2 separate regions of the Homo sapiens genome follow, and region 1 is linked to region 2. Evidence: chromatin loops called from intact Hi-C (ENCODE). Cell type or tissue: heart left ventricle. All regions are shown on one strand. Links, peaks and the distances in the headings refer to the core of each region. The heading gives the core; the rest is flanking DNA.

Evidence for each region. A loop is a pair of places that touch in the nucleus more often than their neighbours do. Peaks named below come from ENCODE experiments on the same cell type or tissue, not always from the same donor. Only the 100,000 strongest peaks of a DNase experiment are listed, where the experiment ranks them.
Region 1: a loop joins it to region 2, with 2.9 times the contacts of the local background. A loop is called at or near these places in 4 of 110 quality-filtered maps.

The regions. Positions count from the first base shown.
Region 1 is chr2:41,486,085-41,488,898 of GRCh38, forward strand. The region is part of intron 2 of LOC105374506 (a long non-coding RNA gene); the gene reads right to left. Among named protein-coding and RNA genes, the nearest start is that of LINC01913, 390 kb to the right of the region's middle. In heart left ventricle, for the core only: no CTCF peak of the experiment used is centred there; no DNase peak of the experiment used is centred there; H3K27ac peaks cover 440 bases.
Region 2 is chr2:41,413,011-41,415,824 of GRCh38, forward strand. LOC105374506 (a long non-coding RNA gene) reads right to left here. Exons shown (of 4, transcript XR_939997.3): 4 at 1-2,814. Among named protein-coding and RNA genes, the nearest start is that of LINC01913, 460 kb to the right of the region's middle. In heart left ventricle, for the core only: a CTCF peak has its summit at 1,608 (motif pointing right); no DNase peak of the experiment used is centred there.

The DNA.
Region 1 (2,814 bases), core at 303-2,802, 73 kb after region 2:
AGCACAAATTAAAATCACAATGAGGTATTACTATACACCTATAAAAATGGTTAACCCTCTTTAGAATTCAAATACCAAGTACTGAGGCGAATGCAGATCAACTGGGACTCTCATACATTGCTGGTGAAATGCAAGGTAGAACAACTACTCTGGAAAAGAGTTTTGCAGTTTCTTAATAATGTTTTACTAAAAGTTATATATACACTTACCAGAAGTCCACCTCTGGGATTTACCCCAGAGAAATGAAAATTGATGTTCACACAAAAATCTATACATGAATGTTTATAGCAGTTCTATTCATAATTGCTAAAACTCAAAATATTCTATATGTGCTTTAGTGAGTAAATGAATAAACAGTGGTACATCCATTCATACCATGGAATACTACTCACCAATAACAAGAAAAGAACTATTGATACACAAAACAAAGGATTTATGCTGAGTGAAAGAAACTAGTCCCTAAAGGTTACATGCTGTAAAATTCCATGTGTATGACATTACCCAAAATAAAAAACTATAATGTTTGAGAACGAGTAAGTGGTTACCAGGCCTTAAGAGTGGATGACATTGTGTCTCTAAGGGGGAAGCACAAGGAAGTTTGTGGGGTGGTGGAACTGTTCTGTATCCTAATCGTGGTAGTGGTTACACAAATCTAGACATGTGTTAAGATCAATAGTGCTGTACACAAGAAAAACTGAATTTTACTCTATGAAAAATTTCAAAGTAAAATTTAAAAGGGACACTGTATATCAGTCTACTATTGAAGAATGTTTAGGATTCTTCACTTTGTACTGAATAAAATTCAAACTTCAAGGCAATTTTTCCTCCTCCACCTTCTACCACTTCTCTCATCTTCCCTCAGTACATAATGATCAACAGGCAGTTAATTAATACTTGTGTATTTAAGTCTCAGATTTTACATTTACATAATGATGAAATGTATCTAACATGAAATTTTAAACAGATGTCTTCTCTATACAATTCTAATTATTCAAATATTTGCAAACATCTGGATGGACAATTTTTTTCACTGTCTCTAGATATTTGGCACTTTTCCAACATTGAAGTTTTTGCATATTAATATTTCCAGTCCCTAAAGGAAAAGTAGTTTTTCATGTCAAATGAATTATTGCATTTATGTCTCAATGTCTACAAAGTTGGTCAATATCCTCAGTTCAATGTTTCTGAATCATTACCTATATTTGCATGCTCAGAACCAGGAAAGTCACACTGTTAGAATTCATATTGATAACTCTCTCTCTCTCTTTCTATACATATATGTATACATACACACACATATATACATATATACATATATATACACACACATATATACATATATACACACATATATACATATATACATATATACACATATATACACATATATACATATATACATATATACGCATATATATATACACTGTATATATATATGTGTGTGTGTATATATATACATACACATATATCACCCTATATTAAACTATTGAAAATCTGGTATAAGTTAACATTTGGGGGTATTCCTAGCCTCCTACCCTGTGCCTTTCTTTCCTGTGAACTATCACCTTCACCCATAAATTTAATTTCTAGCAGGTAGCCATCTGTATATCTTCCAACTGACTTTTCAAAGTTATGTTCAAGAGCGATAACTAAGAAGTAATGTGTTGATTGGACCCGAGTGATTACCAAAGAATCTTGACTAGAAAAACTGACAACTGAACAAAAAATTCAGTACTCTTTCAATTCCACATAACATGATCACAATAATCTTGCCAAAAGCAAAACTACATTTTAAAATAATGTGGATTGTCTTAGAAAGCAGTCAAGGGGAAATGTTCAAGGGTAATAGCAGGGTCCAGCAGGACAAATGGGATGTGGGCAGGTAGGGAGTTCTCCCTATGTCCCTGTGGAAATCACGCACCCATGTGTAATTTTATCCTTGAGAAGTTATTCAAGGGAACTGGACACATATCCTGACCCCAAAATATCCATTTTGCTAACTTCCCAAGGCCTAAAATACAACCACAAATTACTTGTCACTTTTAGTCTAGAGAAAATAATGAAGTAAAAAAGGCATGGGCCCTGACTCCAATGGGTCTGATAAGTTAGAAAACGAAAACTCTTCTGTTTGAAATAATTCATGAACAAATAAAGGTACAGTTCCACAGGAAAAGATCCACAAACAGGAGGAAATCAGAGATAATGGAAGAGTGGAAAGTATTCAAAAGCTTTTGATAAGAACCTAGGCTTGGTCTGTGCCTTGAGTAACTAACATACAGAGAGGAAACAGCAGTTCATTCTGGAAAAATGGATTGAACACAGGGTGCCAACAGGTATGGCACCACAACTTCATTAGCTTTGAGTATAGCCCATCATTACAATATATGTTTTTACTTACAAAATTTTTAACAAAATATTTTCAATATTTTTCTCTGATGCTATCCAAGAAAGGAGCAATGAGAAGGGAAGGCAGATTTTCTTCCTCTCAAATCTAATTTATGCATTTGACCTTTCTCCTTGAGAGTTGAAGCAGACTTCATAACCCAGGAAAAGAGGCAGGACATTGATGTTCTAAACAAATGACTAACTTATCCCTGTTTCCTTTACCTGAAATACCGGAATATAATGTTAAATACAAAAGTATATTACCAGCAAAGCTTAAACAAATGTTATGTGCATTTTAAAACCAAGAGTAAATGGTTCTTGTCTTAAATACAGTCTAAATACTGTCAAATTGTCTAGAAGACGTAGTTTTTCCTTACAGCCCTAGGATGCTGGGAAAATTGCTATACTATCTTACATATATATTCTTGA
Region 2 (2,814 bases), core at 100-2,599:
GACATGAAAATGGGGTGTTCACAAATACGTGTACATCTCTTTTCTTCATTTCAGTGTCAATCGATGGCAGTTGGAACTAGCTACTAGTAATTTTCCTCATCAATAGTTCTTGGATCTATTAAATTATACCTTTTCTCATTTGCTTTGTCATTTTAAAATCAATATAAACATATTCCAACTGTTTTATTAAATTGGAAAATTACTGAAATTGAGTCTCCAAAGTTGACCCAGAAACCAGCTGTTCTAAAATAGTATTTTCTGTTTTAGGTAGATCCCACAAAAATGCCATGAATGACATAGCACAGAAAAGCCAAGGGGAGAAGAGCTAAGAGAAAGTCTGAGATATTCTTCCTAGGAAGCAGAAAGTATAAGTTTAACATGGACATTCTCTAGAAAATGTTGAACAAGAGGGGGCTTCCCCACTGTATCCGTAAATATCCTAGCCCTCAGAATCATCACTACCACCCTCAAAATAATTATGCAGTATTCCTGTATATTTTTACAATTTAATTGTTACAATTGTGCAAAGTATTTTCACATACATAAACTGTCCCTCAGTTTACAGAAAATAGCACTATTAGCCTAGTGTAGCTCCAGGATTCAAGCCCATTCTTTCACTTCACAGCAACCTAGTGTCTCCTCCACAGTGAGAGAGTAGGAAGTCTTGCACCTACAAGGCTAACGAAATCAAATTTGCACATGAACTCAAAGGCACGTTAAAATGAGTTCAGTAAAAAACAAAAAGGTATTCATATCTCCTATTAAATAAGTTCCTAAGGAATAAGCATTTCTTACACTTTTAAAAAGAAAAGACTAAAAATCACATTTTATACTGATTGGGATGACCTGTTTTAATGAGCAGTGGACATGTTCAAATTTATAAAACATCTTGATCAGATATACAAAGTAAAAAAATCAGAATAGATCTGAGAAGAAAGGACCGGATGTTCTCGCTAAAGCTTAAAAAGAAATAAGACCATGTGCCTCAAAGGAATAGAAATATGAGGTCATGGGAAAGTCCTGAAATGTTTCAGCCTGCCATGGGAGCATGCTTGCTTATTGACAAGGGAAGAACAATAGATTTGTTAGGAGAGATTAAGAAAGAGACAAAACATCAATAAACAAGAGTTTTAAAATTTTTACCACCCACAAAAAGACTATCTAAATGATTCAAATGCATTTTTGATGTCAAATCCTGCAAATACAATTTCTTTCTGCTCTGGAATAAACCAATACATAAAATGATGCTAAATACATTTAAAGTATGCTCCCATGAATAAGACTTGGGTCTATATTCAAATGCTGACTCAGCGATTGTCACATGACTCAATTATTACAAAGTGAAGCAAAAATTGCTTATTCCTGGTTAATCAGCTGGGAACCCCATTCCTTATAAAAGAAGGTTATAACTTCTTCACACGAAATACAACAGGAGAAAATTTTATCTTAATCAGACAAGCTAATTGGTATTATAGACTGTGTGCCACTTATCAATTTATTGCTTCTTATTTCTGAATTCACCCTTCACTATATGCTCTGTACCAAATCAAGGATTCCTTTAAAACTTTTCACTTTAATGAGCACAATGTTAAGATTTCTCAGTAGAGGGCGCTGGAGAGACATTGCAGGAGGAAGAGATTAGCTGTATGGGTGTGCAGACATCCAGTGGAATGTGCCCCAGCCACCAGCTTAGAACATGATTCCATTGAGACCTCGTTGCATCCTAGACGTATCAATAACCTTTCTTCAGTCCTCTAGACATGGAAACCAGAACCCTCCACACATGTAGGTGTTGCTCTGATGGCCTCCTGCCACACCAACACCTGGACTCTCTGAGTGGATTTCCAACATCTGCTTCTGACCTGGAGCATCAAACACCAAGCACTGTTTCAAAACCCCACTCTCATGCCAGGCTGCATGTGCTACAGGCCTTCTACCATGGCTGGCACCAGACTCTCACTGCAAAACCATGCCACCACGTGCTAACCTACCTAACCTACCCTGCTTGCCCAGGAACTCTAGACCTGCTCAGGCCTGGCCTAACCAGTAAACACCTCTGCTATCCATTGGGCTAAACTATACCTTCCCCAACAAGGTCTGAAACACGCCCCTTCTGAGTTTGTCCTCCCTTAGGCACTCTTCCTCAGCCCTAGGCTACTATATAGTTTCCTTATATAGTTTCTCTTTTATCACAGTTAATAATTCTTTACATTAACTTCCCTTATATAACCTGCTGTCTGGTTTCTGTCTCCCAATTGGACCCAGACTACTACAGCTTGGAAATAGAGAAAATAAATCAAATCTAAAATCAAGAAATATGCTTTAATTTATTAAGTACTATATGCCAGACCATAGACAATTTAAGTATTTTATATCATTTAATCTTCAAAATAATTCAGCAGGATTAAATATTTGAGGCTCAGAAAGATTAAATAATGTGTCCATGTTTGTTCAGCTTAGTTGGAGGCATAAACAGATTTCAAACCATTGTCCATCTGAATACAAATAATTTTAACTTATGAAATTAAATATGCATATTGATAAAGTTATATATTTTTATTTATACATTTATCTTTCTATGAATATATCTATCTAAATAATGTCTTTTCTGCATGGAGTAAATTGTATTGAGAGAAGATATATTTGGGGAGTATAATTAGTGAAGCTTGGTGGTTGACTAGGTGGAGTCATGAGATATTGACAGGTATGGAAAGTAGAATTGATTATAAACATTCCTTGAAAGTTGAATGACGTTGAGCTCTCATTAGAATCACGGCAGGATTTATCACCAAAGGTGTGACAGAAAATAAAAGC